Regions from separate parts of the Homo sapiens genome. Here region 1 is linked to region 2. Evidence: chromatin contacts called from ENCODE Hi-C or POLR2A ChIA-PET data. All regions are on one chromosome and are shown on one strand. Each heading gives the region's core, a stretch centred on a gene start or an enhancer-like site at or near the end of the contact. The rest is flanking DNA. Distances are from core to core; before and after follow the strand shown.

Region 1 (5,452 bases), core at 2,542-5,041, 150 kb after region 2:
CTTTCTCAAAGGTCCCTCAGGTGTCTGGTGGCATCTCTGGTGACACCACACCTAGAGAGGCCTTAGGGTCCTCTTAGGGCTCAGTGAGTGTTAAATTAAAACCACACAGGGTCTGCAGGCCTCGCTGGGATGATACGTGCATGATTTCCCAGGCTTACTCAAGCAGCTTGAATGGTGACCCGATCATCACCAAAAGAGACTCCCTATCAATTCCCTGGAACCTGTGAATGCTAGCTTATTTGGGAGAAGAGTCTTTGCAGATGTAATTAAGCAAAGGATCTTGAGATGGTGAGGTCATCTTGGATTATCTGGGTGGGCCCTGAATCCAATGACAAGTGGCTTTACAGGAAAGAGGCAGAGGGAACTGTAACAGAGAAAAGGAGACAACACGCAAAAGGCGATGTGAAGACAAAGCCAGAGATTGGGAGGCTGCCACAAGTCAAGCAACACACAGAGCCATCGGAAACTGGGAGAGGCGAGGAAAGGCCCTTCACTAGAGCCTTCAGAGACAGCATTGCCTTGCCTGCACCTTGCTTTCAGACGTCTAACCTCAAGAACTGACAGAACTCAGTTTAAGAACTAACCTCAAGAACCTCAAGAACTGTTTAAGCTTGTTGCTTTAAGCCACCACTGCTACAGCTGACACAGAAAACTAATACATTTGTAAAGGGATAAAATAAATTCATCTGTGGATAAAATAAATATAAAAAACCCACAAAACCCCAAGGTTCACAGTATTTACAACAAATCCACCATCACAATATTTCACCACCACCAAGACCCAAGCATGAGAGGCCGAGGGAGGAGTGTGTGGAGACCGTCCTGCTTTGTGTTGGTAACCAAGCCAAACCGACTCACAAGCTGTCACACGTCAGTGTGATAACCCTGCAGGACGTTTTTCTAGCTCACACGCCCATCTAAGGACTACGTCTGCTGGGTGGAGGCTGAACATGGTGCAAACTACTCCCAGACGCCTCAACTCTGAAAGCCCCGCATGGAAAGTCTCCAAGTCTTAGGCCTCACAAAACGGCCTTCACAGAAACCTGAAGCCAATTTGAGAAGAGGTCTCTGCAGCCACAGTGAATGCCAAATGACTCAGGTCTTGAAGCAGAAAACAGAGTAAGCACATGTTTCTTCCAAATGGCATGTTCTTGGATCTAGCTTTATTTTAGATTTTCTTCCCCACAGCTGTTGAGCTAAATCTGAAGGGAATCAACACACACACACACACACACACACTCACACACTCAGACACACACACACACAGAGCCCTTTTCCCTCCCCAGCATGTTTTGGGGGAACACAGCTCCACATGTGGACTAAGAAGACTGCAAACACGGCTGTCACAAATGTGGGGACCACGTTCAGTATTTTCTCGTCTCTCTTTGTACAGCTGGACATCTGGGAAATCATTCTGATGTTCTATTGTTTCTTTTTATGAGGGCCAGGCTTGGTTGCTCATGCCTGTAATCTCAGCACTTTGGGAGGCTGAGGCAGGAGGATTGCCTGAGGCCAGGAGTTAGAGACCAGCCTGGACAATAGAGTGAGACTCCCGTTCTTTACAAAAAATAACAAAATCAGTTGGGTGTGATGGCATGCACCTGTAGTCCCAGCTACTCAGGGGGCTGTGCAGAAAGATAGCTTGAGCCCAGGAGTTCAAAGTTGCAGTGAGGTATGATTGTACCACTGCACTCCAGCCTGGGCAACAGAGCAAAACCTTGTCTCTAAAAAAAAAAAAGAAAGAAAGAAAAAAGAAAAAAAAAAAAGAAAAGAAGAAGATGATGATGAAGAAGGAAGAAAGATGAAAGAAGAAGGAAGAAAGAAGAAATTAGAAGGAAGAAAGGAAGAAGGAGGAGGGAGAAGGGAGGAGGAGGGAAGAGAAGGGAGGAGGACGAGGAGGAGGAGGAAGGAGGAAGAAGAAGAAAAAAGAAAGAGAAAGAAGAAGGAGGAGGAGAAGGAAATTTCCAAGTTGCCCCAACTCAACAGGTTTATTTCAGTCCTCCACAAGAGATCAAACTCAGGAATCCCAAGGGAAATGGCGTCAGGCCCCAATCAGGGCACTTCTGAGAAGAGCTCTCTGGGGAGGGATGAGGGATGGACTCAGGGCCAGGAGGGGAGGCACCAACCTCCTGTGCATCACACTCTGAGCGCTGTGATGGGACCGCTCGGACTCCAAGCTCCCCATCAGGTGGGTCCCATCCACCTTCTCCAACAGCCTTCCTGGGGATATGCTTCTTTCTCCCTGGTCAAGACACTAGTTTTGAAGTGTCCTTGGGTCAATAATTAAAGCTTTATTGGAAAGGCTATGAGAGAACTCTTTCCACCCTTCCTGTGTGTGCGGAGGGTGGGGGCCCATTTCTCAGGCTCCACTCCAGCTAGCACCACCATCATTTTGTGCCCAAAGTTCTGTAGTAGCCTCCTAGCTGGCCTGTCTCCACCCCAACTCCCTTCCCAGCCATTTAAAAAACATCTGAGCTGAAATGCACGTACTATAAAATTAAACATTTTAAAGTGAACAATTCAGTGGCACTTAGTACATTCATTCACAATGCTATGCAACCACCTCCTCTAATTCCAAAATATTTTCATCACCCCAAAAGGAAATCCTGTATCCATAAAGCAGTAATTTCCTATTTCCCCTTCCCCCAGCCTTTGGCAACTACCAATCTGCTTTCTATCTGTATGGATTTACCTATTCTAGATATTTTATATAAATGGCATCATACAATATGTGGCTTTTTGTGGCTGGTTTCTTTTACTTAAAGGCTCATCCTGTGGTTGGCAGCACTGCTTCAAGGCTGGATAATATTCCACTAGTTGGATACACCACATGTTGTTATCCATTCACCTGCTGATGGACATTGGGTTGTTTCTACCTTTCGGCTGATGTGAATAGGGCTGCTGTGAACGCGTGCGTACATAGATTTGAGAACTCTCATACGTTCTTTACACAACAACCTGGTCTAATCACATGACACTCCAGCTACAAGCAGTTCAATGGCTTCCTACCGCTTTTAGGGTAACACCCAAACTCCAGAATATGACTCTTGGGACCCTGCCCACTTCTCCAGCATCATCTGTCACATCGGTGCCCAACTGACGTTTCTTATGTATCCTGTGCTTTTCCTCACCTCTGAGCCTCTGCAGGTATTGCTCCCTCTTCCCAGAACCCTCTTCCTCGGGCTAAGAGGCAACTGCATTTGACCACAACCACACCCTTCTCTCCCAAATGCAATCAGCTGCCCACGTCCCAGCACACATCCAATGCTGGCCCCTCTGTGCTTCATGGAAAGGGTTTACAGTGGGATTTAGGGGGCTACACTGGGCCTTTGCTGTGAAACCCCACGGAAGAGACAGCACAGCCCAGAAACACCATGGTGGCGGGGAGGGGGGCCTCAGATCTGTGTCTGTGTCTCTGAAACGTGCCCTGCTGGGAAGGTGGAACATGGCTCCGTGGATTTAGCAGCCTGGTCCTTGACAAAGCAAGATGACAAGCTGCAGCACCTGTAGTCATCCCCCTAGTTGTGGGGCTTCCTGACCCACCTCTGCTTGGGCCATACTCTCCACGCTGGCAGGTGGGCCACAGATGAGGCAGTCTTACTTCTTCCTTGGACCTGGCTGACACCCCACAGGCCTGGGAGAAGTAGGGTAGCGACTCCTTCTGAACTCTGGCCCCAGAATTCTGTGTCTCACCCCAGAGGAACTGGCTCAGCCCAGAGGCAGAAGCCTGTGTGGCGGCTGCTGAGAAAGCAGGAAGAAAGCTCCCTAGCTGGAGGCGGTTGCACCTGAACTTGACAGGCTTCAGCTCAGCCCCGGCCACAGGGTGCTCTGGGTCACACAGGATGTGGTTTTTGAAGTTTGGGGAAGCCAATGCCTCTACCTTTCCCCCACCCTTCCTTTCTTAGCTTCCATTCTGAGCCTCTGCTCCCTGAATCTGCACACGCCCACAGATGCATGCATAGACATATGCACACATGCACACATGGATGTATACACACATGATTTCACACCCTTTTCATTTACTCTTGTCTAACTTCTAAAAATGAAAATGGTCTAATATAGCCTGTCCTACATAACTCCTACCAGAACCTTTATCATTCTTTTTTTTTTCCTGTGCAAATTCTCCATCATTCTAATTTCCACGTGAGCCTTTGAGGAGAGTGCAGCACCTTAATTCTTGAAAATAGTCACCTGCGACTACTTTCTTTCTCCACAGGTGAAAAAAAGATGGAGGAGGTGGGAAAGGGTCCCCTCTTGTTTGTTTCTGAGGGCCGCTGAGAAAGATGGCGGTAGCTATGAGGGAGCCGGTCTGCCACTTACCTCCAGGACTTTCCCTGTGATAAACTGGTGACACGCCTCACATTTCACCCCAAAGAGTCCCTGGTAGTCCTTTTCACAGTACGGAGCACCATCCCTGCAAGACAAAAACGTGTTCGGCTCCTGAGGAGGTGGCCAGGGGCTGGAGAAGACACCAAAACCACATTTCTCCAAGGCCTTTCCACAGAAGGGCAGGACATATTTCTCCCCTGCCCAGTGTTCACATGCCTGGCAATCCAGTCAGACCTGGCCAGACAGGATCAAAACCACAAACAAAACGATCCAGAGAGCACTCTGCGGCTCTCGGTGCCACACAGGCGAAACAGCCATGTCGCCATATGGTCACCCTTGCCGATTTTTTACTGTCTCAGAGCTAACTAGCAGAAAGCCTGGCAGCATTCTCTCTCCACAGGCCCCCTGGGCACGTAGGAGTACTGAGCCCACTGAGCCCACATAACAATAATTAATAAACCAGAGAAAGAATGGTGTTAATGAACCTGAAGAAGATACTGGCAAATCAATAGGCAATATCACACCTGAAGGCAAAACACTAGCGACAATTTCATTAAAACCACAATAAAGGCAAAGCTATAAAATATTGTTAATGTATATAATACATATAGTTATTAATATGACACTGAGGCCCGGCACGGTGGCTCATGCCTGTAGTCCCAGCACTTTGGGAGGCTGAGGTGGGTGGATCAACTGAGGTCAGGAGTTTGAGACCAGTCTGGCCAACATGGGGAAGCCCTGTTTCTACTTTAAAAAAAATACAAAAATTAGCCAGGTGTGGTGAGGTGTAGCTGTAAGTCCCAGCTACCCAGAAGGCTGAGGCAGGAGAATTGCTTGAACCCAGGAGGTGGAGGTTTCAGTGAGCCAAGATCGCACCATTGCATTCCAGCCTGGGTGACAGCACAAGACCCCATCTCAAAAAAAAAAAACAAAAAAAAAAAACAAGAACACTGAGCCCGTCAGATGTGGGCTCAGCATTCATTCCCCTACAAGGGGCCCACATGCCAGAGTACAGCCTCTGAACAGCCTGCAGACACCACCTCCTCAGCTCTCAGGAGGCCTCCGGAGCCCAGGGCCGCCTCCTTCAGCTCAGTCAACCTCCTTGGAGCACAGGAAAAATATT
Region 2 (5,437 bases), core at 2,864-5,363:
TTGATCAAGCTAGACCAGGCAGCAGAATGTGCCAGAGAGTCAGATAGAGCTGGGTTTGGATGCTGCCAGGTTGGCCGTGGGCTTTTGCTGGGGTTACCCCTGGCCTCAGTGTCCAGCCTCAATGTCTTCCATCCTCAGAATCAGGATAATGACAATTACCCCTGGATGCCTGCCTCCCTGCCCCCACACCCCATTGTGATTCTGCCAGCCTGTAATAAAATGAAAGTGTCTGACAGAAAAGCCTTGGGAAGCCTTTGATTAACATTCTTAACTCAGCCTAGCTCAGGCAAACAAGTTCCAGCATTCCAGGGGACATCTCCCTGAGCAAAGCAATGCCAAGAACGTCAGTGAAAGATTCTAAAATGCTTTTCTTATTGGAACCCTTCTGGTGTTTAGCCACTCCAGGGAGGCTGCAGGTACCTGGTGGAGGGTGCGAGTTGAATAGTTCAGGTTCTCACCACCCCCCGCCCCCCCTCAGGAGTCCCTGAGGATTCACTGAGACAATGAGTAGAAAATGTCCAAGGAAGGAACGAGAAGCCAGGGAGCACGGTCACTACCAGATGTGGGCAGCCAGGCCGAGACTCGGCTGAGAGTCTGAAAACCCACCATCCAGTAGTAACAGCTTCCCAGTCTGTTGCTGTGAGACAGGTAAGTTAAGGTCCCAGGCCCTCGGTAACCTCATGGAGAAAATGCCTATGGTAGGACTTCTGACACCTTCAACGGAATATCTGTGAGGGGAAATGAGGGAAATGATGGAATATATTTTGAAATAAAAAGGAAAAGGAACTGGGCATGGTGGCATGCATCTGTAGTCCCAACTACTCAAGAAGTCGAGGTGGGAGGATCGCTTGAGCCCAGGATGTCAAGGCTGCAGTGAGCTATGATGGCACCACTGCACTCCAGACTGGGCAACAGAGCAAAACCCCATCTCCAAAAAAAGAAAAAAGGAAAAAAGGAAAAGGTACTAGCATTAATTATTATTTTTAATAACCACTCTTGATTGTGATGCCCTGCTTAATATCAACAAGGCAGCAGCAGCTGCAAAGCAAGGAAGATGAAGAGAATCAGGGCCGACAGGTGGGGGCTCTTCCCCCGGCAGAGATGGTGCTAGAAGTTAGGAGAGGTGAGATGAATGTGTCCCAAGCAGCCCTGCCCTACCCAGGCAGCAGCCGGAACTGCACCTGCTCCACAGCAGCTGCCAGGAGGCCCAGGGGTTCCTTAGGCCCAGCAGGCCCTCCTGGCCAGGCTAAGGAATCAGCAGCCAGGGAGTGACCGAGCAAAGCACACCCAGCAACGGCACATCCCCAGGCAGATGTTCTTCTAGAGTTGCAACTCATGCTCAGGCCATGTGGGCCTCGGTCCTGGGACTGCAGAGGGCTTACTGGCCTCCATGCTTCGCAAAATGAGGGCACTCCCATTGCAGACAGGCACCCTGGCATGGAAGGGTCCATTCCCTGCAGGACTGGAATGAACTTCACTGGCCTGACTGAATCCCTTACTGAGCCTTCACTTCCCTGTCCAAGTGATCCTGTATCTAATTGTTCATCTCGTCAGCCAATCCCAAACACAATTCCACCCAACCCTGGGTCTCCATGGCCAGGGGAGTCTGCCTTCTGGCCATAAATACTCTAGAACTGATCATTAGTCAGGAGCAAATTAGCAATAGCTATGGTAGCACTGCAGGCTTCCCTCAGCCTGGAATTGCAATTCCTGATGCAATGGTGGAGAGTCATCTTACACATCTGTTCAGTGATTTCCAGTTTTCAAAACACTTTTATGCATAGTTTTTCATTGATCTTCCCAGCATTCTGCATTGTGAGGAAAGTGGTGATTATTACAGATGGGGGAAACTGAAGCTCAGGTGATAAAAGACTAGTACGTTTTCCACACTGATGGGGTCAGAAAGAGGAAACAGCTCTCCTTCATGATTCAGCTTCCCCTGCCCCACATAGAACCTAATGGCAGCATTACTAAAAGCAAAGGCTGTAGGCATCAGAAATAAACATGGCAGACCCATGGCACATACAGCCCAATGCCTTGTTTCACCACCACTGGCTAGCACTACGGGGCTCTGACCATGTGCTGAACCTACTGCCAAGCTCTCTAAGGGCAAAATTTCACTCCAACCCTACAAATCCCCAAGGAAAAAGCTATCAACCCTTTTCAGATTAAGAAACTGAGGTTCAGAAAGAGTAAGTAATTGCTCATGGTTGCAATGTCCAAGCCTGATATGAACCCAATCTGCACGAAGCCACACCCTGCAACTTTCGAACAGTATTTATTTCCTACAGCTAAACACAGACCTCAGACAGTCTGAACAGTGGGGGATGAAGCATTCATGCCTCATGGAAGGAAGCACTTGGAAGACTCTGGGTAGGTCAGGGATCAAAAAGCTCCTTTCCTTCCTTGGCTTTACCTGGTGGGAAGGACACGGGACCACAATGCAGGGATCTCAGGCAATTTTCCTACCCCTACCCCCAGTAAGTACAGGCATCCTTCATGTCCTCTCTCATCCCAGCGCCCCCTTCAGTGAAAAGTGGACAACTACAATAGGTTTGTGGCACCTTGACCTCTTGGGAGAAAGATGAAGGAGGATATTATTTTAGGATATGCTCAAATTTTTCCTGTGGAAAATAGATGGATCCAAGGTGGTCTACCTGGCGGTGACTTACCCATTTGGAAGGGACAGTGGCCACTCAGATGGGTGGCGGGGAAGCTCAGTTTCACTGCATGAAAGCTCCCTCGCACCATCCTGCTCTCCCATTTCATCTCTCTCTACATTCCCTCTCAATGACAAGCTCCTCTCAGCCCTCATGAACACACACACACACACACCCATTCAGAACCTTTGCAACTGCCACTGCCTGGGCCTGGTTCTCCCCACAGCAGGCTCTTCCTCTTCCCTGAGGTCTCAACCCAAATGTCACCTCCCCAGAGAGACTCTCCATCACCCCCAGGCTAATGTTGGACACCACCCCCCACCATCACCAAGTTACTCCCACAACATCCTGCTTTCTTTCTTCACGTTGACTCATTACTCTCTGAAATGAACCTGTTTTAGAACGGTGCTTGCATGTTTGTGGTCTGCTTTCCTCCACTAGAACACAAGCCCCATCAGGACAGGGGCCTCGTCAGTACTGTGTCCAGCCTACCTCTGCACTGAGACAATGCTTGGCACAAAGTAAAGCTTAGAAAATGTCCATTGTGTGAATACCTGGATATTCTCCCATTTAAAGGGGCTAATTAAGGACATCAGCACGTTCATTACAAAATCACACATCCTTTGAACTGGAAGGGACCCTGGGGCTGATACTTGAGCTTGAGAAAACAGAAATGAGGATTTCTATTGTCCCCTCACTTAAGATATCAATATCCCAAGGGACCCAGAAATTGGAAATGCAGGTTCAGAGACATGGGCAGAAACTGAACACTGTCAGTAAAGGATGGACAGGTTGGATGAAGAACAGCTAGAAGGAAGAGGCATCAATAAGCAACATCCAGGGCATGAGAAAGAATGCTGGGAAAACAGTGACACCACCAGTGCCAACCTCAGGGGTTATTTCTATGTTCCGGAAGACTTAAGCTTTAGTTACTGACTTTAAATGCAATTGGAGTTGCTGCCCACACCCTGAGCCCACATCCAAAAGGGTTAGCTCTTCTCTTGCCCACACTTGCGAGACCCCAGGCAGCACCAGGTCCTGCCTCTGGGGCCCAGGCAGGACACAATGCGAGGCAAACAGGGACTCTGGTCATCTGGTCCACATGGACCTCTGAATCTCAAAAAAGGATTTTTTTAAAAAAGAAAGCAACTATTATTTCAAGTAGAAATAGAGATGATGGAACAAAAAAGATCAGGGGCCAACTCTGTCCAGATCAGATCAACCCAGGGTGGGAAGTGGGGAGAGGGAGTGTATCATGCTTGGATACACTGATTTTGAGTGAATCTCCTAAGTGAAGAGGAGCAAAATGAACCCCCTAGCTCAGAGTCTAGCGATCTTGTGTCCAATCCATCAGGTACTAGAAAAATCTAATTCCACTGCATTTTACTCAGTGTGATAAACATTTGGACGCTGGCTGTCAGCCATGACCTGTACTTAGTGATGTGAACCCAAGGATGACTAAGAGCTCAGGCACTCAGAATGGCTGGAGGTGACTGAAAAAATACACAGCTATGAAAAGCCAGCCCTACCACCCCAGGCTTATTCATGCATCTCCCCCGTTCTGTGACAATGGTGGACTGCTAACCACCACTACAGCCCTCGCAGTCAAATGCAAGCTTTAGAGTCAAACGTAGGGATAGTCTGTTATCACAGCTTCATGAGAACTTCTTGGACAGTCCAGAAATTAATATGAAGGAAAATGACCTTCCCATGATTCCTCCATAGGGTGAGGGGTGGTGGGGAGTCTCCTCCCCATCCTTTCACAGCACATGGCTTGAGCTTCTGGTATTGTTCTCACTATGTCAAATTCTGCTCCAAGTCAGAATTATTTGTAGGCTTCTGGCATTGACAATAGGCTACAAGCAAACTCATGCAATTTCCTTTTCTTCCCCATACCCCATTCTCCTCCCGCAACAACGATGACCTTCCTAATATGCACCTTTCCGTTTGTATGTGTTTTGCTCAATGTGGACTGCTTCGTGAATTTTGAATGACTGTAAATGCTATTGTCCACTGTCCTATTCTGGTTCCTGCCTTTCCATCAGCACTGTGTATTAAAGATTCATCTATGCCATTGGATGTATATCTCAGCCATTGCTTCTACTGCTGCATAATTCTCTAAGACATGTATCTATCAGTTCACCTGTTCCCTCTCCCAAGTGACACCTAGACTGCTTCCCATTCTCCACCATGACAAATAATGCTGCAGAGATCATCCTCAACCCTGCCCCCTTATGGACCCATGCAGACATCTCTTTGGGAATTGCTAGATCGTATGGTAAGTGCATCTTCAATGCAATTAAGAAAAATCGGCCGGCTGCGGTGGCTCACGCCTGTAATCCCAGCACTTTGGGAGGCTGAGGCGGGCAGATCACGAGGTCAGGAGTTCAAGACCAGCCTGACCAACATGGTGAAACCCCATCTCTACTAAAAATACAAAAGTTAGCCAGGCATGGTGGCACGCACCTGTAATCCCAGCTACTCAGGAGGCTGAGGTAGGAGAATCGCTTGAACCTGGGAGGCGGAGGTTGCAGTGACCCGAGATCACGCCACTGTACTCCAGCCTGGACAACAGGGCGAGACTCTGTCTCAAAAAAAAAAAAAAAAAAAAAAAATCCTACCTTCCAGACTGGCTGTACTAGCCTATACTCCCTCAGCTCTGCATGAAGATGGTTGAACCCAGCGTCCCTGGGAAAATGGGGCATTGTGCCACCTTCTCATTTCTGCCAGTCTACTGGGTGGTGGTTTTGGTTGACCTGCCTCTGATGACTAAAGAA

The links. A loop is a pair of places that touch in the nucleus more often than their neighbours do. ChIA-PET counts read pairs that join two places held with the same protein, here RNA polymerase II (POLR2A). Pooled maps may share reads with other maps.
Region 1: a loop to region 2 is called in a pooled map, with 2.7 times the contacts of the local background. The contact joins two enhancer-like sites. A Hi-C loop is called at or near these places in 2 of 50 pooled maps. POLR2A ChIA-PET finds 5 or more read pairs at or near these places in 4 of 52 experiments (HepG2, OCI-LY7, WTC11 and 1 more).

What each region holds. Positions count from the first base shown.
Region 1 is chr10:114,540,685-114,546,136 of GRCh38, forward strand. It overlaps ABLIM1 (actin binding LIM protein 1), which reads right to left. Exons shown (of 23, transcript NM_002313.7): 6 at 4,321-4,414. Among named protein-coding and RNA genes, the nearest start is that of ABLIM1, 110 kb to the right of the region's middle. RefSeq lists enhancers at 469-518, 869-1,048, 3,520-3,629. Within about 2 kb of position 3,792, at least 11 of the 41 ENCODE cell types and tissues checked have a DNase peak (open chromatin) inside an H3K27ac peak, as active enhancers do.
Region 2 is chr10:114,385,470-114,390,906 of GRCh38, forward strand. All of the region lies in intron 1 of AFAP1L2 (actin filament associated protein 1 like 2), which reads right to left. Among named protein-coding and RNA genes, the nearest start is that of AFAP1L2, 16 kb to the right of the region's middle. Within about 2 kb of position 4,114, at least 4 of the 41 ENCODE cell types and tissues checked have a DNase peak (open chromatin) inside an H3K27ac peak, as active enhancers do.